Linked DNA regions of Homo sapiens: regions 2 and 3 are each linked to region 1. A link is an interaction called in ENCODE POLR2A ChIA-PET data of the cell type or tissue named here. Cell type or tissue: GM12878. All regions are shown on one strand. Links, peaks and the distances in the headings refer to the core of each region. The heading gives the core; the rest is flanking DNA.

Evidence for each region. ChIA-PET counts read pairs that join two places held together with the same protein. Peaks named below come from ENCODE experiments on the same cell type or tissue, not always from the same donor. Only the 100,000 strongest peaks of a DNase experiment are listed, where the experiment ranks them.
Region 2: POLR2A ChIA-PET joins it to region 1 with 5 read pairs; 1 of 35 experiments calls an interaction of 5 or more read pairs at or near these places.
Region 3: POLR2A ChIA-PET joins it to region 1 with 129 read pairs; 1 of 35 experiments calls an interaction of 5 or more read pairs at or near these places.

What each region holds. Positions count from the first base shown.
Region 1 is chr1:101,402,545-101,412,691 of GRCh38, forward strand. No RefSeq gene overlaps it. Among named protein-coding and RNA genes, the nearest start is that of LINC01307, 84 kb to the left of the region's middle. RefSeq lists enhancers at 7,707-7,756, 7,777-7,826, 8,127-8,206. In GM12878, for the core only: a CTCF peak has its summit at 3,908 (motif pointing left); a DNase peak (open chromatin) is centred at 5,357; H3K4me3 peaks cover 1,242 bases; H3K27ac peaks cover 3,847 bases.
Region 2 is chr1:101,289,582-101,299,728 of GRCh38, forward strand. LOC102723784 (a long non-coding RNA gene) reads right to left here. Exons shown (of 6, transcript XR_947643.3): 5 at 9,428-9,641; 6 at 6,080-8,258. Among named protein-coding and RNA genes, the nearest start is that of LINC01307, 29 kb to the right of the region's middle. RefSeq lists enhancers at 4,104-4,193, 4,334-4,403. In GM12878, for the core only: no CTCF peak of the experiment used is centred there; a DNase peak (open chromatin) is centred at 4,160; H3K27ac peaks cover 2,962 bases.
Region 3 is chr1:101,309,809-101,319,955 of GRCh38, forward strand. No RefSeq gene overlaps it. Among named protein-coding and RNA genes, the nearest start is that of LINC01307, 9.0 kb to the right of the region's middle. RefSeq lists an enhancer at 2,470-2,549. In GM12878, for the core only: no CTCF peak of the experiment used is centred there; DNase peaks (open chromatin) are centred at 4,546 and 4,791; H3K4me3 peaks cover 386 bases; H3K27ac peaks cover 692 bases.

The DNA of each region.
Region 1 (10,147 bases), core at 3,743-7,742:
TCAATACCATATTAAGGAACTGAAATGCTAAGAAGGCACATGAGGACATAATAGAGAAGCCAGTGGAAAAGTTATTATTGTCTGGGGATGAGATAAATACCCCTCCCAGAAAATGTATTATAAATGATGCTACCTTCTCACTGAATGATTTATTTGCTCAGCAGGGTGGATGGAAAGTGACAGGGAAACACCTGGAAACAGAGTAGTGGTAGGGAGCAAGATGAGTCACTATTCCACCCAATTTTGGACTCTACAGTGACCTCAGCGCTTTAGAAGAGTGACTGAAATTAAAATGAGAATCTGCATTGTTCTCCTGAACTCTTCATGTGATTTATTTTGAGTACAGCAGCAACAAAAAATATCGGAAGGAATTATTTATCAATAACTTATTTATAGCAGAGAGTTTTTTCCCTTATTTTAAAAAATCTTTTGCCATCACACTGGATATGCTGTCCCCTCTGAATTATAAAATAAGAGAAGGGGAAGCCTTCATTTCTGTGGAGATAATTGGAGTTGAAACATTTCATATGCTCTAGAGTGAAAAATGCTGAAACTAAATTATATACAAAGAACAAAGGAAGATATGCAGCGTATGTCAACTTTCTCCCTATGTTGACTATGAGCCCAATCTGTGAGCTGAAATTAAGCTTTGTCATAGCAACACTAAGAATAAAGAATTATTGAGACTTAAAGTGTTCTTGTCAGAGTAAATCTGAGATGATCTGGAGTGGGAAGGAGTATGGAGAATAAAAGTCCCTGGGAGAAATGCATTTTAACAGATACAATTCTGGAACAAATTCAGATTCCCTCTAATCCTTGGCTAGGCCTGGCAATAAATGCGTCTTTGATTTTATATACCAAACCTCTCATACTGATCTTTTAAACTCTTCTGATATATTGATGTCAAGTCCCCATGGTTCATTTTTTGCTTAGGCAAAGTCTCCATCCATGAACTCCAACACTTCCCATACATCAAACTCTTGTTTTTTAACTTTTATTTTAAGTTACGGTGTACATGTTCAGGTTTGTTACATAGGTAAACTTTTGTCATGGGGGTTTGTTGTATGGATTATTTAATCACCCAGGTATTAAGTCTAGTACCCATTAATTATTTTTCCTGATCCTCTCCCTCCTCCCACCATACACCCTCTGATAGGGCCCCAGAGTCTGTTGTTCCCCTCTATGTGTCTATGTGTTGTAATCATTTAGCTCCCACTTACATCTGAGAACATGAGGTATTTGGTTTTCTGTTCCTGCATTAGTTTGCTAAGGATAATGGCTCCCAGCTCCACCCCTATCCCTGCAAAGGACATGATCTTATTATTTTTTATGTCTACATAGTATTCCATGGTGTATATGTACTGAATTTTCTTTATCCAGTCTATCATTGATAGGCATTTAGGTTGATTCCATGTCTTTGCTACTGTGAATAGTGCTGCAATTAACATACATATGCATGTATCTTTTCTTTGAGACAGAGTCTCTATTACTGAGGCTGGAGTGCAGTGACATGATCTCGGCTCACTGCAAGCATTGCCTCCCAGATGCAAGTGATTCTTGTGCCTCAGCCTCCTAAGTAGCTGGGATGATAGGCATGCGGCTAATTTTTGTATTTTTAGTAAAGACTGGGTTTCAACATGTTGGCCAGGCTGGTCTTGAACTCCTGACGTAAAGTCATCTGCCCACCTTGGCCTTCCAAAGCCCTAGGATTACAGGTGTGAGACACTGCACCCAGCTGCAGTGTCTTCTTTATAACAGAACAATTTATATTCCTTTGGGTATATACCCAGTAATGGGATTGCTGGATCTAAGGGTAGTTCTATCTTTAGGTCTTTGAGGAATCACAACACTGTCTTCCACAATGGCTGAACTAATTTACACTCCCACCAACAGTGTATAAGTGTTCCTTTTTCTAATGGAGCATTTTTTAACCTTGTCTGTTACTACTGGTTGATTTCAATACCTTAGTTCAGGGGTCAGACTGTAAGCCAAAGCTGACCCACCACTCTTTTCAAAAATACAGTTTTACTGGAACAAAGCTTGTCAGCCCATTCATTTTAAGATTTTCTTTGGCTTCTTTTGCACTATAGCAGCAGAATTTAGGAGCAACAGGGACCATATGACCCAGAAAAACCAAAATATTCACTGTCTGGTCTTCTACAGAATGTTTTCTGGACATTGCTAGAAGTCTAAAATGGGTTAGCAGAGCTGTGTCCCCTTAGGAGACCTCAGGGGAGAATGTTTCCTTGCTTTTTCCAGCTTCTAGAGGCTGGCTGCATTCTTCAGGTCATGGCCTCTCCTTCACCTCATTCTGACCTTGCTTTTCATGGTCACATTTCCTTCTCTGACTTTGACCCTCCTGCCTCTCTAAGAACCCTTGTGATTACATTGGGCGCACTTGGATAATACAGGATCATCTTCCCAGCTCGAGATCCTTAACTTTATCGTATCTGCAAAGTCACCTTTGCCATATCAGATGATATATTCAAAAGTTTAGGGGATTAGGATGTTGACATCTTGGGGGCCCATGATTCTGTCTACTACTGATGGTAAATGCTTACTGTCACCTCTGTCCAGATATCTTTACCACAACAATTTTATTGATTGCCAAGCACAGAGTACTAAGATGATTTTTAGTACTTTGTAATTTCTGTTAAAAAACAGTGGTTTTAAATTTTTTATAGGTATTTTATTTACATTTTGAATGGAAAGCATGAAATACATTTAGCACTTCAAAAAGTAGGATATTTGGGAGATGATTGGCTCTTGATTGCATTGGAAGCCAAATGAATTATTTACTGCATAAGTACAGCACATATTTTCATAAAGCAGTTTCTAAATGAACAAAGTGATTTTCTATGCCATTTTCTAAACAAAAGAGATTGATTTCACATTTTCTGAATACATGACCACTCCCACCACATGCTAGCTATATGGCATTCTCTGAAAGTTATAATATATAAGTGCAATCTGATTCATTCAACATGAAATGCACGGTTTTATAGATAATCATTTTGTCATAGGAGATGTTTCTAATTAATCGTATCACTCATACCAGATGCATCGTTCTCCAGTTTCTAAAATGGAACCTGATTTTTGGCCAGAATAGTATAAGTTTGGTGAGTATAAGTGACAAAAATGTTGTCTTAGCGTGTACAACATACCTTCAACAAATTGTCGTTTGCTTGTTGAAAATCTGGTGGCAACTTCACATCCTGGAAAAGCCTCTGGGGCCCAAATGGTTTTAGTGTTTGTGGGTGAATATGTTATGCCTCACAGAATGTTATGCTTTGTTTGGGTTTGCTTATAGTACTTTAACATAATCTCAAGTTACTCCTTCTTTACTTGCACTACAGAGTGTTCCATATCCCTGCCTCTCTCTCTTGAGCCTCAGTTATGGCATCCTCTGTTTACCTTAACTCCTGTCTTCCTTGCCTCTTGGCCCCAAAGCACTTATTTTGATATAACTCCCATTTAGCATCTGTATGGACATCTTCTGACATTTTTTCTGCCTCCCTAACTAACCTAAATGTTCTTTGAAGGCAAAGGCTGCCTTACTTCACACTAATCATAACATCCTATGCATAGTAAACACTTAGAAAACTGATGCTGATGATATCATCACGTTACTCAAGTTTTCTATTCTGGTCCTTCTCATTGTTTCATTTCATCCCCCTTTATCTCTGGATCAAATTGAAGCTGCTGATTAAATTATTTAAACAAAGCTTTGGCCATGTTGTTTTTTGTTTGTCTTCCCTCCTTTTTTCTTTCCCGTTGGCTGTCCGATATGCATGCTCTTCTTTACTATTGGGCACCAAACCGTATTGCTCCTTAATGTATCTCTGGCCACTTTCTCCAGGTAATCTTGATGAAGTTCCTTTAGCCATTTTCACCTCACCAGGACCATCTAGAGGCCAATTTTATGTTCAGCTTAGTCCTGTAATCATACCTTATTCTTTATTTTGGAAGACAGTGCTCCTGTCTGTGATTGTGGCTGAAAGGCTAATGTTCAACATCCAATTCTTGACATTTTCCTGGGTCATCATGCTCCTTCCTTGGGGTTCCAAATGCTGCTCGCTTGTAGCTCTATTTGGAAATCTTTTGATTCTGCATTGAATTGTAATGCAGAATAAAACATAAAAGTTGGTTATTTCTCTACCCTTATTAGATTTTCAAAATTTTGCAAAAAGAAGGGATGGGCACATCTGTGGCATATCAGCACAGTACTGGGGACTAGCAGTAGGTACTTAATAGATATTTGGAATTAAAACAAAACAATCTTTTCCACCATGGAGCCAAGTTTGTCCTGTGATTAAGGACTATTTCTACAATTCAAAGAGCTGTTCTTAAATAGTAAAGCTGTCATCTTGATTCACTGCCAACCCAAGGCCTTGCTCAAAATGAATGATTTTGCTCCGTATTTCTTAAAGTATATTCTCCTACATTGTTAGAATGATAATCACTAAATACTAAATGCTTCAATAAAGTGTATAATGTGCTTCACATATTGAGAATATATTTATAGGAATCTTTATAATTTAGTTGTATAAGTTGGGCAAGTTAACCTCTTTGTGTCTAGGTTTTTTATTGTGTAAAATGGGGATAAGTATTGTGGACAAGCCTCACAAGTCCTTTTTTTTTTTTAAGTAATTTCTGATAGTTCTACCTTTAATTCCACCACTTTCCTCCATTCACCAAAGATTTGTTATAATATTTCTGCTATTTACAGGATTCTCCAGGTTTTTCCTACAGATGGAGACAGTTCCTACAGTAGAAAGTGGTAATTTATGTGTGACGTGACCACTAGCTGGCCTTACCAATGTGTCTTTTTCATGCTTTAACTGTAGTTGGGTCAAAAGTTGGAAAACTGAGGTGATGAAATCTGTCAGAGAAGCATAGAACTATTATTTTGTGGCAATGTTAAGTGATTTTTAAAAACAGATGTTAATTGAGGTCCAAGCAGTAAATTAGTAGTTAAACCTCCCTTAGGTTTTACAAAGAGAGTTCAAGACTGACTTAAGATCCCTGTCCTGGATTAACATGAAGTGAGACTTAAAATTAGATTGCCAAGAAGGTAATGTATCACCAAAGGGTCAGGTGATATATGACCAAAGGGTCAAGGTGAAAAGAGAAGGTGATATATCACCAAAGAGTCAGGGTGCACCTTGTTTGCAGTGATATTTGTTGGGGCAGCTCTTAAAAACGAGCAAAGGTCAAAGTTGTTAATGAAGCTGACCCCACAGGTGTGAAGCTTGTAGGTTTCAGTTCAGTTTTACCCTTCAGAGATCAGTGACAGCCAGCCCTAGAGGCACCATCTGCAGCCCTATGGGAAAGAGGTCTGATTTAGAACATGTGGGAAAGGAAGAAGTACATTTGAATTTGAAAGTTGACTTAATTATATTCTCTGCTTTCAGAGAGCTTCCCCTTTGCACATCTCACCCTTTTTCTTACCCACGCTGCAGAACTATTTTGGCATATGTTTTACCCCAAATGACTGGTTCCTATTTTCAATTCTGTATCTAGTTGAGAGATACAGATGAGGGGTCAGGAAAGTTATTCTATGGTTTGGAGTCTTGCCAGGCTCAGTTGATATCTTTGACAAGAGCAAGGCTACTGCTCATTTCTGATGTCCCTGTCTGGGGAGCTCAAAGTGCTGTGTAGATGTTGTCTCATTCATTTTACCTGAGGCAAGTTGGAGGCATGCATCAGTGTAAAATTTTCTTTAAAGCTTCATTCATATGAGTAAGAAATAGATAAAAGGAAAATACTGCCTATGAGTCAGAAACAGATATATTTAAGAGATGACACTGAAAAAAGCTAAGGTTTTAATAATATTTTTGCCTTATTCTCTTGGGACAGATGAGGAGGATATAATCACAGGGCAGGTTTCACTGAGGAAGTTGTTATAAAGGGCAAGAATATAGTGCAGTGTTTAGTTTAAAGAGGGCAGCTTATAGCTGTATATCCATTCAATATATCCCAGAAGATTGGCGATAAATTTAAGACAATGTCTCCAAGTTGATTGGGCATATATTTCCAGCTTTGCTGCCTCCATTCTTTTGTTATTGGCCAACAAACCTCCTATTTTAATTTTTTATTTTTGGATAGAATTAACTGGAGACACTGTAGAATCTTAAACTTTTATGATGCTGTTTTTTCTGCCACATTATAAAAGTATTAAATTAAGAATCAACAAATGTAAATTACTTTTTGTTCTGCTGCTGTGAACCTTGAGTGGGAGCAATACTAAGCATCTTAGACCTGAGTTCCTTCATGTATAAAATGAGAAGGAGGAACCATATCACCTCTAAGATCCCTTCCAGCTTTGCAGTTTCCAGAAGTAAGAACATGTTCTATTACCTGCCATGAAGAAGAAAACATGGGAGAATATGGGAATCTTCTTTTCTGAAATCTCCTTTGTATGATTTTTCTTTCTCTCTTTTAAAATCATAGCTATAATTTTAAAAATCTCATTTAAAACTCTCTGTGTTTATTGTAGAAAAAAGTTAGAAAATATAAATAAGCAAAAATAATGTAAGAACTATGCATAATATCACTACTCTTGGATAATTACTGTTAACACTTTGGTAGACATTATTTCTGACTTTCTTTCTGAAAACACACCCATAAGCACACATATCCTTTAGTTATGCTAGTGACATCTTGAAGGATATTAAGGCTAAGTACATTGAGAAAACTTTACTACTAGATGTTCAAGATGTACCAAGCTTGGAAGATGATACAGAACAGTCCTTTACTTTCTCCTCTGAGTTATGTGTCAGTTCATCCAGGTTTGCCTCAGATGGGCTCCCTCTGGGCTCCCTTTTTACCATTTTTTCTCTCTGCTAGTTTATTGGTTTCCACTCTTGAAAAGGTGGTGTCAGGGCCTTTCATTCTGTGCTTTATTTAGAAGGGATGTTTTGTAAAAATCAGAATTAAACATTTACAGGCAAAAAACCCTTTGATTATATTGATGCCTTTTATAGCAAAAATGTAATACTTTACTAGTCTAACAGATTCTCTCTCTCTTTTTTCCTACCTTAAAAAGGCACAAACAAAACAAAACAGAATGAAATAATAACTGTAACAACAACAATAACAATATAAGAAAAAACAAAACACAAAATTCCTAGGAAGCAGTAGAAAAGAAAATAAAGAGATGAGGAAGAGCTCTGAGCTCTGACCTGCTTTATATTTACATATGTAAATAGTGTCTCAACATACATCCTATCTCAACAATCCATTTGAAAAATGTGATCATATTTTATACAACTTGAAACTCATTTTTTCACATAATAATCATAAACATCTTTTCAATCATCTGATAAATGTATAGATTATATTTTAATAGTCAAATATTGCTACATTACATATAACTTATCTAACCTACCCCCAATTATTGGACAGTTATTACCTTGTTTTTGCTGATACAAACAATAACAGGCTAAAGTAATTATATAATTATTAATGTCTGGGTTTACAGCCCTTTACACTTATGATAGGTATGTGGAAAATATATAATCAAAGTCATGGCAGACATTACTCACAGATCATGACATTAAAGCTGAGCCTGTCAGCACAGTGCTCAATGTATCCACAAATAATTGATTGGAGATGACAAGCTGGTTGAAGTCTAGGCTGCTGTATCTCTGTGAGTCTTCCTATTGCTAAAAACAGGAATGGAGACAGGTTGGGGAAAATGGCAGATATGAGGCAGGACTAAACTGCAGCTCCCATTCAGACAGAGAGCAGCATGTGGAGACTCACATCGTGAACTTTTGCTCCCACATCTATCACAGGAACATACCAGGAAATCTGAGAGAATTCACAGACCCTCTGAAGGAAGTGAATCACTCTTGCAGGCCCCGAGAGACAGCCAAAGTGTGAAAGTGTGAAAGGGGGATCATCCACCCCCAAACACACACTCTCACTGGGGAACCTGAAGGTTCAGATCACAAGAGAAGGATTTGACTTTACCCGGGGTTGAGACAATTCTAGAAAGCTGAGCAAAATACAAGGGTAGAAGAAGCAGCTAGAAGAGCCCTGTGGCTCTCTTGGTCCCCAGGGAAACCATTTCTGACTTTGTCTCACAGAGGTCCTTGGGGAGTGCTGCCAGAGGAACTGGGAAAAGACCACAGGGAGGAAACTTTTAGCTGAACTGTGTAACAACTTCAACTGAACACAAAGTTTCCTGGATGGAACTTGAGGGAGGGGTGAATCTGGAGTGCAGACACAGCACAGAAGCTGTGGCAGGTGGGGAGCCATGAAACCTGAAAGCCCTGCTTGCTTTTACAGCTGGAGATTGGTAGCCTGGAGCAAGTTATCAGCCCTGTTCACCCACTGCCTGGAAACAAACTTGGTGCTGTAGAGGGGGCCACAGCAAGAGTGAGACTGGCCTTTGGGATATGTGGGAGCTGGGTGAGGCCTGTAACTGCTGGATTTCCCCCACTTCCCTGGTGGCCTACAAGACAAGGCAGAGGCAGTCATAATCCCCCTAGGAACATAACTCCATTGGTCTGAGAACCACACACTCCATTCCCAACAGTGTCTACAGCAAGCCCCACCCAAGGATAGTCTGAGCTCAGACCTGCCTAACCCTGCCCCCACCTGATGGTCTTTTTCTACCCGCCCTGATATCCGAAGACAAAGGACATATTGTCTTGGGAGTTCCAAGGCCCTGCCCACCACCTGATCCTCCCTATACTACCACAGCTGATGCTCTCTTGGAAGTTCACCTTCTGGAAGGAGACCAACCAGCAAAAAACTAGTACAATAAACAAAACTACAACTAAGAACCTTCACAGAGTCAATTTCACTCCGCTGCCACCTCCACCAAAGCAGGTGCTGCTATCCATGGCTGAGAGACCTGAAGAAGGATCACATCACAGGACTCTGTGCAGAAATCCCCTGGTACCAGCCCAGTAGCTCTGCTGGGTGGCTAGATCCAGAAGAGAAATAACAATCACTACAGTTCTGCTCTCAGGAAATCACATCCCTAGGAAAAAGGGGATGGCACTACATCAAAGAAGCACCCTGTGGGACAAAAGAATCTGAACAGCAGCCCTTGAGCCCCAGATCTTCTCTCTGACATAGTCTACCCAAATAAGAAGGAACCAGAAAAACAATTCTGGTAATATGACAAAAGAAGTTTCTTTAGCACATCCAAAAGATCACACTAGCTCATCAGCAGTGGATCCAAACCAAGAAGAAATCCCTGATTTACCTGAAAAAGAATTCAGAAGGTTGATTATTAAGCTAATCAAAGAGGCATCAGAGAAAGGTGAAGTCCAACTTAATGAAATAAAAAAAGATACAAGATATGAAAGGAAAAATCTTCAGTAAAATAGATGGCATAAATAAAAACCAATCAAAACCTCTGGAAATAAAGGACACACTTAGAAAAATGCAAAATGCACTGGAAAGTCTCAGCAATAGACTTGAGCAAGCAGAAGAAAGAACTTTAGATCTTGAAGACAAGGTTTTCAAATTAACACAATCCAATAAAGACAAAGAAAAAAGAAAAAAAAAATGAAAAAAGCCTCCAAGAAATTTGGGATTATGTTAAATGACCAAACCTAAGAATGATTGGTGTTTCTGAGGAAGAAGAGAAATCTAAAAGTTTGGAAAACATATTTGAAGAAATAATTGAGGAAAACATCCCCAGCCTTGCTAGAGACTTAGACATCCAAATACAAGAAACTCAAACAACACCTGGGAAATTTATCACAAAAAGATCATCACTTAGGCACATAGACATCAGGTTATCTAAAGTCAAGATGAAGGAATGAATCTTAAAAGCTGTTAGGCAAAAGCACCAGGTAACCTATAAAGAAAAACCTATCATCAGATTAACAGCAGATTTCTCAGCAGAAACTTTATAAGCTAGAAAGGATTGGGGCCCTATCTTCAGCCTCCTTAAACAAAACAATTATCAGGAAAGAGCTGTGTATCTAATGAAACTAAGCTTCAGAAATGAAGGAAAGATACAGTCTTTTTCAGACAAACAAATGCTGATAGAATTTGCCACTATCAAGGCAGCACTAGAAGAACTGCTAAAAGGAGCACTAAATATTGAAACAAATCCCATAAATACACCAAAATAGACCCTCTTTAGAGCATAAATCTCACAGACCTATAAAACACAATA
Region 2 (10,147 bases), core at 2,169-6,168, 110 kb before region 1:
AACACAAATAATAACATCATACACAGTTCTATAATGCTTCTTTTTATCTATTTATATATTGCAGTTTCATATAACATTTCACTTATTCTTCAGTATGCTCAGACATAGATATATAAAATTTGACTAGATGCTCTAGAAATCTCTTTTGTAAGGGCATTGACCCTTTTTTACTTTTACTCTTTTAAATGTTTTTAGAGACAGGGTCTCACTTTGTCACCCAGGCTGTAGTGCAGTGGTGTGATCATAGCTCACTGCAGCCTTGACCTCCTGGGCTCAAGAGATCCTTCTGCTTCCAGAGTTGCTGGGATTACAGGCATGAGGCACCATGCTTGGCAGCATTGACTCTTAAGCTCACATTTTTAATCTAATATAAAATAAATGATCCATAGATTTGTAGCTATGCAGAGACAAAAACCATTTGTCTTGGTGTCAGACCTCCGAGAGACAGGAAGAGAGTGAGCCCTAGGAGAAGGCCTCTTTCAATATTTTCAGCTACAAGGCTTGTTTGACTGCTGTTAACCATAATCCGTAATCATGATCCACAGTAAGCAAAGCATGGGGGAGCACAACAGCACAGAAGCTGCTCCATAGGCTGAGAACAATGGCTCACACCTGTAATTCCAGTACTTGGAAGACTGAGGCAAGAGGTTCGCTTGGCCTAGGAGTTTGAGGCCAGCCTGGGCAACATAGCAAGACCTCATCTTTATTTTAAAATAAATAAATAAATAAATAAATAAATAAATAAATAAATAAATAAGAAAGAAACTGCTCAGGCACAGTGCTGGATGTATCCACAGCTGTAAACGAATTTGAAGGTTTGGGAAGGATAGAGTAAGAAGGTGAGGAGCAATCACTTTAGAAATCTTGTTACATTTTAAGTTAAGTAGAGATAGACTGCTTCTTCCACAGATTTCTCTATTGGATTTTTTCTTTCTTTCTTTCTTTAAACAGGATCAAATTTCCCTTAGAACAGCGACTCTCAACCCTAATTGCACGTTTGAATCATCTGGGAGCTTTCAGAAACTCCCACAGTCAGAGCCCCATCTGTAGGATTCTGATTTAATTTGTTTGGGGGGGTGAGGCTTAGCACCTGGCATTTTTGGAAAGCTCCGTAGATGATTCTAGATGCAGCCAGGTGACAACAGAGCTGTAGCTTCCGAGTGACTGGCTAGTGATGCAGCTCCTTTCTGCTCTACTGGGTGGTTGTCTCCAGGCAAATGGCCCAGATTCCTTCTCTGCTTCCTTCCTTTAACCTTCCCTTTCTGCCTTCTTTTTATTGCATGATCACTATCTGTCTTGGATTGTTGCTTGTTTTGATGTTTATCAGTCTCTGGAGCATACAGATCCCCCTCAGGTAGTCTGAGCTGGAAACTGTCAACTCCTACCCTTTGCAGTTTCTCTCAGATTCAGCTACTAAACATGTCACCTGAGGGCTGTGGTTCATAAGTTCTAGGTCGGAGGTTCTTAGACTAGCAGCATCAGCACCACCTCAGAAGTTCTTAGAAAATCAAATTCTCAGCCCATCTCAGGTCTAATTTAGCTCACTAAATTAGAAACTTTGTGGGTGGGACTAAGGGTATTTTATTGGTAGCCTTGAACCACAAGCTTGTAGCATTTGGAATTAGTTGTGCTGTCATGGGTGCTCTATCTTGAGGCTTTGGTATGCATGTTGGGCACCCAGAGGCTGAACAAGTTGCAATCTTCCTTCAGTGCCCCCACCATTTCCATCTTACCTTGGTGCTAGAGATAAACTGGGCTTCTTTCCTGATTTCTCTCCTTTGCACCTGAGCACTCCACGATGCTAGGTCCTTCCCAAACTCAGTCCATGCACCCCTACCCCCACCATCCTCATCCCCTGTAACTCCTGATCCTAGGAGAGACCTCTCCAGTTCCCCCAAGCGAGAAACAGATTTTCCCAAGGGGAGTGCCTGGAAGACTTTATGTTTATACTTAGTAACTTCATTTGCCAGACTGCCCAGCAGGACTAAGCCTCTTCCTCCTTTGTGGCTTTGCTGATGACTCTGCTCTGAAGCCTGATGATTTAACTAATTGGTGCTAAATTTTCCTGTACAGAGACATGATTTTATCAGCTGTAATTATCAAGCAATGGGACCTGATTTGGTTTTAAGCAGTCCTAGAACTTAAGCACCTCAGTGAATGTTGTCCTTCAAAGTAGTTATCAGGGGAAGCCACCCACTTATTCTAACAAGGCTGTCATTGTTGAAAATCTGACTGAAAACACTCTCCTGGGTCTGATGCAATCCAGAGTCTGATGTTTGTGCTCCTGCCTGATCGGGTTGCATCTTCCACCACCATCTCCCACGTGCCCATTGCTTTAACCACACAGCAGTTTCCTATTTCCTGAACTTACCCTGCACTTTCACATCTCCATGACTTTGTTATTCTTATTCAGCTTGGATTGCTCTTTTTATGCCTTTCTTTCCTTATTAAAATTCTGTTTTTCCTCCAACGGCCAACTAAGATGCTACTTTTCCTATGATGCTTTTCCTTATTCTTCAAATCAAAAAGATGGCTTGCTTTCTTCTCACATGTCATAGTATTTCACTTTTGCTGGTAATGAAGCATGTTTGCTTGAGTAAGTATTCCCTTCTAATGTACGCTTCTTGACAGCAGGGACCATGGAAACCATCCATTCCTCTTTCAGTGTCCAACACAGTAAGAGGTTGACAGCTGTCTATGAAGAGCCTCCATAAGGAACCAAGTGAGGAAATCAATTTATTTAGTTTATGTGTTTATTGAGTTTACCTATTTAGTTTATTTATCACTCTGTCACCCAGGCTGGATGGCACAATTATAGCTCACTGTAGCCTCAACCTCCTGGGCTCTAGGGATCTGCCTGCCTCAGCCTCCTAAGTAGTTGGGACCACAGGCACATGTCACCATACTGGGCTATGGTTTTTTGTTTGTTTGTTTTTGTTTGTTTTGTTGTTTGTTTTTTGTTTGTTTGTTTGTTTTCAATGGAGTCTTGTTCTGTTGCCTAGGATGGAGTGCAGTGGCACCATCTCTGTTCACCACAACCTCCACCTCCTGGATTCAAGCAATTCTCCTGCCTCAGCAGGACAATTGTAATCCCAAGTAGCTGGGATTACAGCCGCCCATCACCACACTCAGCTAATTTTTGTATTTTTAGTAGAGAGGGGGTTTCACTATGTTGGCCAGGCTGGTCTCGAACTCCTGGCCTCAGGTGATCTGCCCACCTCAGCCTCTCAGAGTGCTGGGATTACAGCAGTGAGCCACCGCACCCGGCCTACTGGGCTAATTTTTAAAGTTTGTTTCTAGATACAAGGTCTTGCTGTGTTGCCCAGGCTGGTCTTGAGCTCCTGGCCTCAAGCGATACTCCCACCTTGACCTCCCAAAGTGTTGGGATTATAGGCATAAGCCACCATGTCCAGTTTATTTAGTTTATTATTTAAAAATGGTATTATACCGTGTCTGATCACTACTTTAATCACTGTAATTAGGAACAAAGGACTTTAAGCTATTTCACACAATCATTCATCTTAAAGGATAAAGATTCAATGAATTTTAGGAATAAAGAAAAAATGTGTCAGGCGTGATGGCTCACACCTGTAATCCCAGCACTTCGGCAAGCTGAGGTGGGAGGTTTGCTTGAGCCATGGGGGGGTGGAGGTTGCAGTGAGCTGAGATCATACCACTTCACTCCAGCCTGGAAGACACTGTCTCAAAAAAAAAAAAAAAAAAAAAAAAAAGTTAAAGAAACGATATATCCCTAAGCACTAGCAGCTGGGACTAAGTATATAACCTCCCAGTAAAATACTTTGAAGGGGGACAGTGTGCCTTTTCTTTGTTAAAGGCCCTTCCTGTTGCTAGAAGCATATCCTCTGTGATATTAATGTATTTTCAAAAGGGCTTTGAGCTCCTGCAGCAGAAAAAAGTGCTACAAAGTCTAGCAGCATCTCAGAAAATTGGGACAGATGGCCTCAGGTTTCTCTACGTCAGTGCATCTCTGTGGTTTCAATTTTTTGACCACCAAAAGGAGGAATTGGATTTGATGAACCCAGTGGTTGCAGTGGCTCTGGGAAAGCAATGTGGTTGAAATTTTATGCTTCAGTTGGAAGGGAGCACCCAATGCCATGCTCAGGACTTTTCATTGTGGTATTTGGTCTTCTTTTCTTTTTTTGCTGTGGGTCTTATTTTACTAATGCTGCATGAGAACATTTCATTGCCCTATTTATCTTCCCAGAATCTAACCTGGTCTTGAGTCATATTTGGTGTGCTCTGATTTCCAGGCGAGTCCACGCACCACAGACTTGCCTTTCTGCGGTGGTGAAGAATCCCCCTGATGACTGTGGTACCCCACATTGTAACCTTCTAACTCCTCCCCCATCTATGACTCACTATTTCCTGCCTTAGTGCCCTCCCCCTATTTTCCCTATAATGTAACAATTTTCCCTAAATTGTCCCCTCTTTATTGGAAAGTTTCTTTCTCTTTCCATTGGTTCCAGGATTGTTTCAAAATCAGCTTCTTCCAGGAATACTTCTCTGATAAATTCTCGCCTATTTTAGCTGGGCATGGTGCATCATTCCTGTAATCCTAGCACTTTGGGAGGCCGAGGCAAGTGGATCCCTGGAGGTCAGGAGTTTGAGACCAGCCTGGCTAACATGGTGAAACCCCGTCTCTACTAAAAATACAAAAAATAGCTGGATGTGGTGGTGGGCACCTGTAATCCCAGCTACTTGGGAGGCTGAGGCAGGAGAATCTCTTGAACCCGGGAGACGAAGGTAGCAGTGAGATGAGATTATGCCACTGCACTGGAGCCCGGGTGACAGAGTGAGACCCCGTCTCAAGAAAAAAAAAATTCTAGCATATTTAATTTTTATTGTCTGAGAATTTATACATTAAGCCTAGAAGTTTCATTATAGAATTTCTTTTGTTGTAACAGTTGTGAAGCTATTTTGTCTTATCAGACATATTATCAGGTAAAGAGATGAATTAAGATCTAATTCCTTGTGTCACATGAGCACCTCCCTTGCCCAACACCTTTTAGGCTGACGTAACAAATCTTTGGGAGTTCAGGATTATTATTTTTTTCTTTTTTTGAGACAGAGTCTCACTCTGTTGCCCAGGCTAGAGTGCAGTGGCGGGATCTCAGCTCACGGCAAGCTCCGCCTCCCGGGTTCAAGTGATTCTCCTGCCTCAGCCTCCCAAGTAGCTGGGATTACAGGCGCGCACTACCATGCCCAGCTAATTTTTGTATTTTTTTAAATAGAGATGGGGTTTCACCACGTTGGTCAGGCTGGTCTCAAACTCCTGACCTCATGATTCGCCTGCCTTGGCCTCCCAAAATGCTGGAATTACAGGCGTGAGTCTCCTCGGCCAGCCTGGAGTTCAGGATTATTGAGAGGGAGGGACGAGAAGTTGCCTTTGTTGAAAAAAAGAGTTTACCTTGTGGAGGATTAGCTTCCCTGATGTAGGAAGGGTGTCTGGTAATAGAACATTCTGAGGGTGTCATGGACCTGTGTCACATCCCTCACAGCACCTCAGGAGTTAAGAGGACCACTAAGGAGGACATATAGAAGCTAGAGTGGTACACGCTAAGAGTAGTGGCCTTGGGACCCACAGCAGAGAATCTCAGCCTAAGCTTGGTTCAGAGGGAATGGAGCAGATTTAATTTTATTTAGAGACAGAAAAAATCACAAGAAACCACCACAACAAACCAGTAAGATATTTCTTATACCTTATATTTATACCTTAGTGCAATAAATCACGCATGCTACACGTAAATTCCTCGAGGATGGCAACCATGCCTTTTCATCTCACCTGGCCGACAGCCATCTGTTTATTACCTGAAGGACTGACTCACTGGCTTGTGAATTTATGGGAAACAACACATCAGTATCTGTGTGTCAATCAGCATCAGAGCAGACTGGTGATTAGAAGATAAATAGAAAAAAAGGAGAGTGCACTTTGCTAATTGTGGTTTTTTTCAACCCATCACATCAAACTTCAAACTGCAGTGGAAGTTTTACAATAGTTGATAACTTCTAAATTAATAAGCTCTTCTAAATTAATAAACTGCTTCAGCTGTCCTGTAAATCAGGCATTCACCAACAAACATTTATTGAGCATTAAGTTTCAGAGATTCGTCTAGGTTTTCTCACGGAGCTTTCATTCTACCAGGGGAAGAGATACCAAAAGCAAAAAGAAAACAAAACATGCAAACAAAAAATTTAAAAAAAAACCCTTTTCCTAAAGATAGCAAATAAGTTAATTACATGGTATGTGATAAAATACCACACAGGGCAGGTGTGGCGATTGGGAATACTGCAGAGGCGAAGTGGGGTGGTTTGTTAAACATCATTGATAGATGTGCAGGAACTGTGGGGGTTAGCCCTGTGGAGTTCCAAGGGAAGAACATCCCAGAATGAAGAAAAATCCAGTGCAAAGACTGGTGATTAGAGCATGTTTGGTATGTTCCAGAAACATCCAGGAGGCCAGTGTGGTTGGTACAGAGTGAGTGAGAGTGCAAAGATGAGACAGGTGGTAGGAAGGACCAGGTCATGGCAGGTCTTGTAGGCTGTGGTAAGAACTTTGAATTTTTTTTTTTGGCAGAGTCTCATTCTGTCACCCAGGCTGGAGTGCAGTGACGTGATCACAGCTCATTGCAGCCTCAACCTCCTGGGTTCAAGTGATCCTTCCACCTCAGCCTCCTGAGTAGGTGGGACTACAAACACACATCACCTCGCCTAGCAAATTTCTGTATTTTTTGGAGAGATGGGGTTTTGCCATGTTGCCCAGGCTGGTCTTGAATTCCTGGGCTCCAGCCACCCTCCCTTCTCAGCCTCCCAAAGTGCTGGGATTACAGACACGAACCACTGTGCCTGGCCAGAACTTTGGTTTTATTTTGAGATCCATGTGGACATACTGGAGAGTTTTGAACAGACAGAAGACACAATCCAACCAATGTTTAAAAGGACAATTTTGGCTGCTCTGTTGAGAATAGACACTGGTGGTGGGGTGCGTGGGGGAAGCAAGAGTGGATGCCTGGAGACCAGTGAGTGGCCTCTTGCAGTAAGTTCAGGCTGGAGGAAGCAGTGGTTAGACTGTGATGATCCTGGTGGAGACTGTGAAAGTTGCACATTACTGGACATATATATATATATATATATATTTTTTTTTTTTGAGACAGAGTCTTACTCTGTCGCCCAGGCTGGAGTGCAGTGGCACGATCTTGGCTTACTGCAGCCTGTGCCTCCCGGGTTCAAGTGATTCTCCTAGCTCAGCCTCCCAAGTAGCTGGGATTACAGGTGTGCATCACCACACCTAGCTAATTTTTGTATTTTTAGTAGAGACAGGGTTTTGCCATGTAGGCCAAGCTGGTCTCGAACTCCTGACCTCATGATCCGCCCGCCTCGACCTCCCAAAGTGCTGGGATTAGAGGCATGAGCCATTGTGCCTGGCCTGTTTCTGGATATATTTTAATGGCAGAGTTTATAGGATTTCCTGTCAGATCAGGTGTGGGATGTGTGAGAGAGGAATCAGAATGAATCCAGTTTTACAGTCTGAGTACTGGAAGGATGGAATTGTTTCTCCCTGATCTGGGGAAGACTGTGGAGAGAGCCGGTTTGCTGCAAGTTGGTAGGCGGGTGGTGGTTGTTGGAATTTCAGGGGTTCAGACATGGACATACAATGTTATTAATGTTTTGTTCACAGATCTAGCTAATAGTTCTGTGAATACTTGTCCTATATTCATGTAAACAGTGAAAATCCATGCAGTCTTAAGTACTCACCACATTCTGAGCCCTTTAGGCAGCCCCTGAGACTCCCCTTCACCTATGTTGCTATAGACAGACTAGACTGGGGTTGGTCGCTGGGTACCCAGGCATCAGGGGCCTGTGATGACCATCTGTGAGGTCCCAGTTTCAAAGATGCTGTCCAGTTGGAGCAGCCCTCATTGGGTACTTCTTAACCCATTCATGTTGTCTCCTGGGAGGAAATTTGATGCTAGGAAGAAGGTAGAGGCAGATGGATCAGGAGCCGCAGAGGAAATGCAGCAGAGGGGGAGAGAAAAACCTTGTTCCTGAAAATGGTGGAGTAACCAGAGCTGCCTGCTTCTGAGGTAAAGATGCTATGAGGTTGCCAGGACTGCTTTTGAATTCCTAACCAGTGAGGAACCTTCTTTATTTTTTTTCTGGGCTCCTCATGGGGTCTTGTTCTGCTGTGTTGAGATACCTTCTTGCCTTCCATTGTATGTCTACCACGTTCACATCCATCACTGCAAGTAACATAAGACATAGGTTATTTACAACAGGAAACTACCTAAATGATACATCATGATACATTAACCTAGTATATGTTAAGATGACATGGGAAATTAAACAGAGATGACAGAGTTCAAGCTTTGCTTTCCAAAGAGAACAAGTATGAATCATAAATATAAGGATTATAAAAAGATACATTTAATTGTTTGTTAGGACATTCAGTCCCAAATATTTATCCAATACCATATGTGAGGCCCCAACTCATGCATCTTGATGTGTCTTGGTATTTCCATGACTCTAAATTAGATTCTTTTTTCTGTTTCCTAGATTTCACATTTCTATATCTTTCCACATCTCTTCCCTGACCCCTATTTCCCCTGTTTCTTCCTGGCTTCCTCACCTGGTTAACTTTTTTTTTTTTTCCTGGCCTTGACTACTTTTCTCACCATCAGCTCTAGCTCTGCCATGGTGTTAGTTCTCATTAGGATTTAACTAGAAGTCGGTGCCTACATAACTCCTCAAAATGGATTGAACAATAGATATCTGTGAAATGAACAAAATAACTTATCTTTTCCCATGTACTTTCTTGGTAGGGATGAATTTAGTCATGACAGAGATAAAGCAAAACACATCTACAAAGGCTAAGCCTGAATGATCATACTTACTGTTCAGAAACCTCTAGTGACTCTATGTCAGAACTTGGATGGTCTGTGATAGAAAAGTCAGTTGTGTGTCTTTCTACACACAGAAATTATAGTTTTCTTCAGGGCAGAGACAATCTTATTTATCTTTGTATCTGTATTCCCACTGTGCCTTGCATGCAGTAGGCACATAATAAATGATCCTAGGGAATAATCTGAAAGGAGTGGGATGAGTTGCTCATATCAAGTATTACATAGTTTAAAGTTGTAGGTTTGAAAGTCAGTTTCAGCCCATGAGTAGTAGCTTCCAAAAAAGAAAACATCCTCTTATGAAGTTTAGGCAGCGGATGATACTCACTGAGGAAACCATGATTAAGTCTCAGGAAACAGAAATGCAAGATAAGACACAATCTGCTTAATGAATCCGGATGGGTGGGCCTGATATTAAAGGCTTCTGATGTCACGACCAACCTTAATCATAAACTACACTTTTGAATAACATCCTTCTACTTCTCCATCTTTATCCACTTAAAAAATTTTACCTTGATGTCCTCTTTCTCACACAAACTCTTGGACCTTGTGATATTTTATCAGTCTGTAGAAGAATCCATTCCTCAGATTTCCCAAAACTGGGTGAAAGATGTCCTCGTGGAGTCAAAAGAGACTTACATGATTCCGAATGGGATTCTAGTCTCAAATGGCAAATTTCTACCAACCATATTTTAAAAGGGCATGGATGAAAATAATTCAGTAAGCCTATAAATAGAAAATAAAATTAAGAAAATAAGTCAAATTGTTGCATACTTCCAAAACCAGCCTCCCTTCCCAGCGAGAAACCAGATTTGCTTGGTGTCATAAACTGCTTCCTGCTCTTCAGGGAGCTGCCATTTCCTTGGCTGTATCTACCCGCAAGTGTCAATTCCTGATAACTTTGCTAGAGTGTGATAATACAAAGCAGGGCTCTTTGAGAATTATTTTTAGGGTTTTTTTTTTTTTTTTTTGAGACAAGGTCTTGCTCAGGCTGGAATGCAGTGGCTCAATCATGGCTCAATGCAGCCTCGACTTCTTGGACTCAAGCAGTCTTCCCACCTCAGCCTCCCAAGTAGCTGGAACCACAGGTGTGTACCACCATGCCCAGCTAATTAAAAAGAATTGTTTTTGGTAGAGATGGGGTCTCCCTATGTTGCCTAGTCTTGTCTTGAACTCCTGGCCTCATGCCATCTTCCCACCTTGGCCCCCAAAGTGCTGGGATAACAGGCACG
Region 3 (10,147 bases), core at 2,410-6,409, 94 kb before region 1:
GGTTCCGCATTGAGCTCCTTCCTGCAGCCCTCTGCGGAGGTCACGGCCACGTGTGGGCAGGGAAGGCCCCCTACCCACTTCCTCATTCGGACCCGTCACCTTTAGCCGGCGACCACCTTTTGATCTCTTGTGTTGCACTTGTGTCCCCCGTTTCTCCTCCAGCTTCCCTGGAGTCCCTCATTGTGGAGCTGTTCACGGCCCCAGTCCCTGCACAGCGGGGTTTTGCACGAAAGAGGCCGTGAGGGCCAGAACTTAGTACAGCCTTGAATACTGGGGCGGGGAATGGGGGTAAGAAAAACAAAACCTCCCCACTGGTCCTCTTCTCTCTCTCTAGCACTGCATATTCATCTTGACACCAAGTCACACCCCCATCAGGAAGTCTGGTTTTGGGGGTAGTGGGCACAGGACGATTTGGGGGATTTTTGCATTTGTTTGAGCTACAGGGAAAGAGAAATATTTAACTCCTGAAAAGAATCAGCATACCAGGTGCCTTATTATACTGTGTGTATGTGCTATTGAGCAGTCTAGAAACCTTTCTGCAGTCGTGTTCTGCAGATTTCATCCCAACAGAAAATTGCATCTTCCAAAAAATGTAGTTCAAAATAATAAGGCTTCATTCATTTTTAAATGACCAGAGCATTTCCTTCTCTCAGGGGAGGGGGGCAGGGAAGGGGATTGTGTGGAGATCTGTACTAGGAAACAAATGCCTATAGGTGTAGGAGAGACATGTTTTATAATTTTAAGAATATACAAGGGACATCTGTTCTCAGTTTACACTGGGATGCTCATATATTTATTCTAAACAAGAAATTCAAATGGAAAAGGCTTCACTGTGCAGGAGAGACAGGAAAAGGAAGAGTGAAATCGTTGAGAGCACGGGTTTTGGTTTTGTGGTGACAGATTCAAGGCAATGAACACACATGATGTTTTGCTCCTCAGGGCCAGGTTGTCTCCAGTGTGTAGTGTATACACATTTAAATGATGGTTTGTAACTGCAGAGTTGTTATCTTGACTTTAGAATAATAAGAAAGAAAATAGAGAAAATGCAAGGGATACTCCACAGCTGTTCTTGATTTGTCACTGTGATACAATCTAGTTTTTTTGTTGTTGTATAGTTTATTTGTTTTATGGTTTTTGCCCTCCCTCACAATGGTCTAAAATTCTGAAGCTTCTCTGTCAGTTTCTGGATAACAGGGAACCATGTCTTCCTACCCTCATTTTGTTTTCATTTCCACAAATTGAAGGTAAAGGTATTTCCCTTCCACTTCATGCCAAGAAGTCAATGCTTGCTGCTGCATCCCCAGAAGAGTGTGACACGTATTAGGAGCTCAAGAAATATTTCCTAAATAAATAAACAATCCCAAGGCTTGTGCTCTTTCCACTGTGCCAACTTCCTTTTGCATCTTGATCCTTCTCACATGGCAACACCTTTTCAACACCTTTTCTGGGTAGGGACCTTCCCCCTCACTAACCACCCAGAGGTTAGACTCCTCTTGGGAGTCAGAAGATTGTGCTGCTTGCTCAAGATCCAGATGGCTTGCACTGTGCAGCTCACAGTAGATCTCTGTCATGCCTTCCAGCTGTCAAAATCCCAGTGGGATACTCTGGCTGGTCCACTTCCAGCTTCTTTCCCTGTCTGACCCCCTTTATAGGCTATATGCCTGGGATCTCCTTGCTCATGTCAAAGTGGGGAAGACGTGGCTTCTGTGGACTTGATGGTCCTACTGAGAAAAGCCAGATGAAACTTCGCTTGAAAGACTAGGGATAAGAAAGCCTACTTGGCATGACAGCATCCAAAATCCATTTGTTGGTCACAAGTTCTGAGATGGTTAATTGTATGTGTCAACTTGACTGGGCTGAGGGATGGCTGGGTAAAGCTGATAAACATAGTTTCCGCTGCTCCACCTGCAACTCTGAGTATTGCCTTCTCTTTAACTGCCACTTTGATACCGCAGCCTTTTGAAGTCCTTTTTCCTATATGTATTTGTAATTTATTTCTGCAACAGTCAATGAGGGTGCAATTACCATTTGAATCAGAAGACCAAGTAAAGAAGGTCCATACTTACCAATGTAGGTGGGAATCATCCAATAATCTGTTCAGTACCTGAGTAGAACAAAGGTAGGGGAAGGAGTTTGCCACCTTTTGCTTCCTGCCTGGTTGCTTGAGCAAGGACGTTGGTCTTTCCCTGCCCTTGTATATATCCTATTGGTTCTATTCCTCTGGAGAACCCTGATTAAATACAAGATTCTTGGGCTCGGTCATTTGAATGTTTCCAGTGGTTTCACCCAGATTCCTTTTAGCATCTATTTAAGTCATTGTGTTTCTAGTGTCCCATGCCCTGTGGTGAAAACTTCTGGGTTCGGGGGGTTGGGTTGGCTTAGGGCTAGGACTGGGCCAGAAATTCAGGGACACGCTACTTGGCTGCTTCCTCCAGCAGCCTGGGCAAGGCCCCTGAGCCTCCTCCTGAACCAATTTTTCAGCCTGACCTGAAATTCTTGTCCAGAACATTAGGACAGTGGGATCTTTAAGCTGGGAGCTTTGATGTTACTTCATGGAGTTCGCCTGTGATGGTTTCCCTTTCACTTTGTAGTAACTCTAAGAGTAGGTTCTAGGAACTAGGTTCTTGCCCGATTCTTTGTGTCTAAGCTCTGCTTATACTGCTGTTCTGGTAACTGAGTCCTAGTCTTGTTACCTACAGGGCCTGAGCTCCTGAACCCTTTCCCTGTACAGGGATCATGGCTCACTGTAGCTTCAAACTCCTGGGCTCAAGGGATCCTCCTGCCTTAGCCTCCCAAAATGCTGGGATTACAGGCATGAGCCACAGCACCTGCCCTCACCTTCTGGCATTTTTTGATCACCTTCTCTCGCCTTCCTTGTGCCCAGTTATCCTGGGACCAGAGTCTTGCTCCTAAATGCTGGACGCTGTGCTGGGTGTCTATTTCTGGGTTCTTCTGATACAATTACTTGGCTCTCTGAGGCAGTGCTCCAGCTGCCCGTCTACCCTGTTGGATGCAACTGGACTTCATGATGTCAGTACTCCCAGGGACTTCTTCCTAGTACTGACTTCACCCAAACAGGTCTGCGTGCCTTCAGGTCCCAGCTGTCCTAGTTTGGCTCATCACTTCAGTCTCACCCCTTCTGACTTTCACACACCTTCAGAGAGACTTCCTTGAGACAGGGTCTTGCTCTGTTGCTCAGGCTGGAGTGCAGTGGTGAGATCATAGCTCGCTGCAACCTCAAACTCCTGGGCTCAAGAGATCTTCCCACCTCAATCGCCCAATTAGCTAGGACTACAGGTATGTGCCAACATGCCCAGCTAATTTTTTATTTTTTTGGAGAGACAGGGTTTCTCTATTTTGCCCAGACTGGTCTTGAACTTCAAGGGCTCAAGTGATCCTCTTACCTTGGCCTTCCAAAATGTTGGGATTACAGGTGTGAGCCACTGCACCTTGCTTAGAGACACTTTCTTTAGAAAAGATTCAGAACACCAATTTGTCCCTAGCACCATTCAGTTTAAAACCCTTCAAAGGTTCCTCATTCCCTTTCAAAGAAAGTTCAAATTCCAAGTTATAATCATCCTTTACCAGATTGTAGTATGATACAGTTTTGTGTAGTGGCTAAGAGCACAGATCCTAGGTTCAGACTGCCTACATTCAAATTCAGGGGCTCCCTTTTAAGCCAGTTGATGTTTCTCAATCTGGGTCCTTGGACAATAGCCAAACAGCAGCAGCAAGCCTCTCCTATCTGCTTGCACACAGGTGGCACAAATTGCTATTGTTTCTATGACAACTGATGGCTTTTTTCCCCCATTTCATAAAAGCCGCCTGTATGGTGGACAGCAGCATGTGGAAGAAATGTGCTAGGCAGGGACTAGCCTGGTAGAACGCCCAAGCAACGTATACCGCGATTTTATTGTCTTCACCAGTCGTGGCTCTTTGTCTCCGAGTTCTGTCATATACTAGCTGTGTGAACTTGCTCTTGGGACTCAGTTTCCTTACCTATAAAATGGTGCTATTTACTCTTAAGGTAGTCAAGAGAATTAAATGAGTTGATATACCTAAAACACTTAGAACAGAATTTGACACATCATAGGCTGTTAGCTGTTATCATTTTTCAAGATTGAATCTCTAGCTGTCCACTTTTACCACATGTTCCACCTAGAGTGAACCACCAGTATTCCCCTTGAACATATCATGGTTTATGTTTATACCTGTTTATGTGTTATTTCAACAACTTGTCTTTCAAAACCCAGCAGGATTTCGGCTTAAGAGAAGTCTTCTTTTGCTTCCTATATGATTTAGATGATTCTACCATACTACACAAGCAACATCTACTATCACGCCATCTTTTAACCTGTAATTGACCTATTCTTTCACCTGCAATACAGGAGTCATCTTCAGAGGAAGGGATGCTTCTCAGTGTTTGAGTCTACAGCACCTAGAACAGTGTTTGCGGAGAGTGAATACTCATTCAGCGAAAGGATTCCATTGCTTGTAAAGTTATGATTATGACCTTGGTTTCCTCAGCTATTAAAGGAGCCAAGCTTGACCCTCCTTTAGCATGACCCAGAGTGGTTCAAGCCAGGAGCTGCTCTGACACTGACTCAGTCCCTGGGTGGTGATGACTCACTGCTGGGGCTTTACCTTCCAGAGCCTCTTCTGATAGATGGGATTTTCTGAAACTTCTTTCCTCCCATTGGATCCATGATTCCAGCACTGTCCTCCACAGCTCAGGGAGAGGGTGCTTTGTTCTGTGGACTGTGCAAAGACCTTCTTGCTGTAGAATGTGTGACTATGACTGAGCTATTCTCAGAGGCTCATCAGAAGTGCTAGAAGAAATACCTTGATTGTCAGAGACGTTTAGTTACCTATAAATATCTCTTTCCTCTTTTACTTAGCAGCAGTAATTTATTCAAAGTAGCAATGAATCCAGCCTAAAGACTGTGTTTTCCATACACCTTGCAGCTAGGTATGGCCATATAATTAGATTCCAGCCAGTGAGTTTTACACGGAAGTGTTGGCTGGTACTTCTGGCAAACCTTTGTAGAAAGGGAAGAGTGTGCCTTTTTCCCTCTTTCCTGCTGTTTGGAATGTGGTTGTGACTGCTGTGGAAATAACAGCCACTGTGGACCCTGAGGCTGAGGCCCTCAGCCTAAAAGTGGAAAGGAAAGCTGAAAGGAGCCTGGGTCCCCAACTATGGCAAAACTCCCATAGCAGCCCAGGTCTGCCAATTTCTGGCTTTTGTCAGGGCTCTTTTTAACTTATTTTAATATTTTATTTCTTACCAAACACCTAGAATTCAAGAAGATAGGGCTCTTTTTGACTCTCTGTCTCATGCGGCTAAGCCAAATCCGACTGATCTGGTGTGCAATTTGTTCTCGTCCCAGCAGGAGCATGCGAAAAGCTTCTGAATGAATTTGGACCATGGCTCAGAATCGAGCCTCAAACCAACCCACTTGCCTGGTGTGAGGTTGTGTTGTTTTGTAGCCTCTGGAAACTTTGCCCTGCGAATGGCTGCCCCCCTGCCTCCTACTGTTTCCATGTGATTCCCAACCTCACTCCCTCAGGTCTCTAGTTTCTTCTACCCTTCATTTGGATTTGACTTTCTGCCTGGTGACAGACCGGCCGCCCAGCTCGTGTCACCCATGGCTTTAACACCAAACCGCTAAGTCTCCACTCCCGGCTCACTGATCTGTATGTACAAACCTTGGATACTCTCAGCTTCCTTCAGTACTGACAAAGCATAAAGAGCAGGAGAGAGACTCCCAGAAGGTCTGCTAACATATCTCTTCTCCATGAGTCAAACAGACCTGAATTTTTACATGAGGTTAATATAGTTAAGGCCACTCTGTCCCATCTCTCAGGCAGATGCGTTCAGTATTGGGTGAGCCACCAGGGATTGCCAGCCATTTAGAGCCTACTGTGGAAGGATGGGGTTACTGATTTATGGGGAAACCATTCTGCAACAGACGCAAAGAGGCCATCAGTTAAGAGAAAGCCATGGCCACCCGGCCTTGGGCTCTATCAGCGTGATCCTTGGCCGTTCAGCCTCACCCTTGGGAACTGTTCCTTTCCCAATGCTAGCCTTCATCACCAATTTAATTATGATTTCTTAGAGATGATTATAGCTTCTCCTGATGAGAACAGATCCCATCAGGCTGAGGTCCACACCTCTGTTGTTGTTACACCTGCTATATATTCTAACAATTCTAACAGCAGAGTCACCCCTGCTGTTCCCCGTAGGATGACGCTGGTGTAAAAAGGTTACCGTTGCTTCAGTGGCCCTTGGAGAGGGGAATTGGGGGTTGAGTCTTTCTCAAAGCATTCCCACATCGAGGCTTGTATTTTAATTAACCCTCAATCCTAAGCAAATATGTGATAGCCCACTTGAAGGGTGCAGATTTGCTTGCTTGGCAGAAATTCAGGGGCTCCCTTTTAAGCCGGTTGATGTTTCTCAATCTGGGTCCTTGGACAATAGCCAAACAGCAGCAGCAAGCCTCTCCTATCTGCTTGCACAAAGGTGGCACAAATTGCTACTGTTTCTATGACAACTGATGGCTTTTTTCCCCCACTTCTTAAAAGCCACCTGTATGATGGACAGCAGCATGTGGAAGAAATGTGCGAGGCAGTGACTAGCCTGGTAGACTGCCCGAGCAATGTATACCGCGATTTTATTGTCTTCACCAGTCGTGGCTCTTTGTCTCCGAGTTCTTTCCATTGTTTGCCATGCAAGTCACATAGAAGGAGGAATAATAGCTGTTAGGCTGAAGGAAGAGAGACCCCAGCAATTTGTATGCAATCTCATTTGAACTCTTGGATTTGGGAAGGCAGTTTTGCTTCCCCCCCTTTTTTTTTTTTTTTCTAAACTGCTGCTCAGCTTCTTGTGCTTAATGAGGCTTTTCAGAAGGGAAAACTAGCAAACAACAAAACATGAGTTCTGCCCTTTAAGCAATTGCTTTCTAAATTCTTTATCAGAATATAGTTGTACTATCAAGGTGAGTAAAGAATTTCTATATTTGTAATTTACAGTGCCTTACGTCAAACAAGTCAGATTGCGTGGCTCCTGTAACAGCAGTGGCATTTAACATCCCATTTCAATGAATGAGGGATCTATAGGAAAAATTAACTTTCTGAAGATAATAATTACCTAATTAAGTTAAATATTTCTGGTTGGTGGTTCCCAGTGAGAGGGCTGAATATCTTTGGAAGGGCATAAACGTCAGTGCAAGGTGTGGCAAATCTATTAGAGAATCACTATGTCGACAGTCTGAATAAATACAATGACTCCCACAGATTGGTCATTTTATTTTTGAACTGTGACTAGATACTGTTTCAAATAGCAAAGTGCAAATGTATTTACTTTTTTTCCTTTTTTTTTTTTTTTTTTTTTTTTTTGAGATAAGGTCTCACTCTGTAGTCCAGACTGGAGTGTAGTGGCAGGATCTCGGCTCACTCCACCTCCACCTCCTGGGTTCAAGCAATCCTCCTGCCTCAGCCTCCCAAGTAACTGGGGTTACAGGCATGGAGCTGGGATTACAAGCGTGCATCACCACACCTGGCTAATTTTGTATTTTTAGTAGAGACAAAGCTTCCCATATTGCTCAGGTTGGCCTCGAACTCCTGACCTCAAGTGATCCGCCCACCCCGGCCTCCCAATGTGCTGGGATTACAGGCGTGAGCCACCACGCCTGGCTGCAAATGTATTTTCAAAAGTAGCTAAATTACTAGAAGCTTCTGGCCATTATTTTTTCAGTCAATAGATACAAAACAAACATCTGCTATAATGGGGGAGGGGTATCAACAATTTTTAATGTTAGGTAAGGGTTCTTGTAGGCAAAATATCTTGGAAATTGTACTCTGTAGTTTCCCCAGATGGGTAAAGAAGTTTCAAGAACATTTTGGGAGCTAGGGTATCAGAAGTCTAAGGAGGTGTTTAGAGATTGCGTAAGCTGTCTGCGCAGCAAGTATAGAGATCACACTATAGACAGAGAGATTTAGGTAAAAAACAAGTCCTGGGTTCAAGATCAGATGGCCAGAAGGGGGCAGTGTGGGGAACAGTCTTGCATCTAGTTATTGACCCTAGCAGGTGATGTAGAGGTTTGCGTGAGACAGAGAGAACCCAGAAATAAGGGGGCTTGACTTAGAGAATCTCTCTGAGTCCTTCTAGCTTTGATATTCTGAGGCTTTGTATCATATAGCAAGCAGCTTTAAACTACCTAGGCTGATTGCTTTTGGGGGCTTCGAGAGCAGTGATGGGGTGCAGAGCATGCTACCCCCAAATATGGCACCTTGGTATATTATTTTAAGCTGCTGGAAACTGCAGAAGCAGGATGGTCACTCTCTAACCTTCTTCTGCCTTTCTCCCCCGAAGCAGACCATAAGAGAATTATCTATTTATCTTCTCTAAAAGGAGGTCTTAAGACCCTTGTTCTGGAGGGTTCCTTCCTTATACCCAGAGGGCAAGACGAATCTGAACAAACAGGACTTGCTATGTTTTCTCAGCTTATTACCATCAGATCATATCCTTTTGTCTTCCAAACTTCTACACACCTGTCCACAAAAATACAGTTTTCCCTTGTTTCTTTGGGTCTTCATTTCTAAAGCTCCCATATCATGTAAAAATTTTATTAAATTCGTTATGCTTTTCTCATGTTACTCTGTCTTTTGTTATAGGGTTCTCAGCTGTGAACTTTGGGATGGGTTAGGAAAAGATACTATTTTTTTCTCCTCTGCAGCAGAAATAATAGCAAAGTTACACAAGTTACATGGCACCTGCACTTGGTTGGAAAACTTGTGGCTTGGGAACTTTCTTGGGAACTTCATTCCGTAATAGTGTGTTATGGGTCTTCTCAGAAAAAGACTTCATCTCCTCAATTCACCCCTTTTTATTTTTAAGTATATTAGCAGTAGCAAACATTGCGTGAGGGCTCAGAACTGGAGAAACTTCTTAGTTCCAAGATTTCAGAGCAGACTCTGCAAAGGATGGGGCAAAGATGCTCTGAAGGATCCCAAATTATTAAGTGACCTTTGTATGCCTATCTGTAAAATGGGACTCAAGCCAGTGACCCCGTTTTTAAGTTAGTGGTGGTAATATTGTATAACTTAAAAAGCATTTTGCCCAATAAATGATAGTGTTCAAGCCTAAGAGTCTTAAGCTTGTTTTGTGAAACCAGCTCAGTCTAAATGATATGGCGAATAAGATAGTGGAAAAAATAAATTATAGCTTTTGAAGGCTTCTTTTTTATTGAAAAATAGTCATATTAATATTAAACTTATGTTCTCCATGACGTTCATAAAATTTGATATAAAATATTGCCAGCTCATCTGATGAATGGCTAAACCCTTCAATTTACCCAATCTTCCCCTATAATTAACATCCTATTTTGCCATTTTCTTTATCTGGGAAACATTTGCAATGAGTGCTATATAACCACTGCCTCCAAGTTAAGTTTAATTTAGTTTTATCAATGTTTATGCATAGATAATTATTCTTAAGTGTGTAAATGCAAAAATATAGATTTCTTGTTGGTGCAACCTTTTTTTCTTTTTGTCTTGGTTTCTCGCTTCCCCACAATCACTCCCATGTCAACACCTTTGCATGTATTCTTTCTTGTATATTTATCACACACAAATATTCAATTCTATCTATGTCAACACTTGTACACTGACTAGGGTTTTGGAGTATCTCACTCCTTTACCTGTCGTTTATAGACAGGTTCCTTCCTTACCACCTTTTTGCTATGTACGTTCTTTAGTGACATACAGTTACCAAATCCAATGACTATTTTGTAGTGACCCCTTTTCTAGGCTAGTGTTGATAACATCATATAACTTTTTTTTTTTTTTTTTTTTTTTTTTTTTTTTTTTTTGCCATGGGGTCTCACTCTGTCGCCCAGGCTGGAGTACAGTGGAGCAATCTTGGCTCACTGCAACTCCTACCTCCCAGGTTCAAGCAACTCTCCTGCCTCAGCCTCCCGAATAGCTGGGATTACAGGCACACGCCACCATGCCCAGCTAATTTTTGTATTTTTAGTAGAGACGGGGTTTCACCATGTTGGCCAGGCTGCTCTCAAACTCCTGACTTCAGGTGATCTGCCCGCCTCGGCCTCCCAAAAGGTTGGGATTACAGGCATGAGCCACTGTGCCT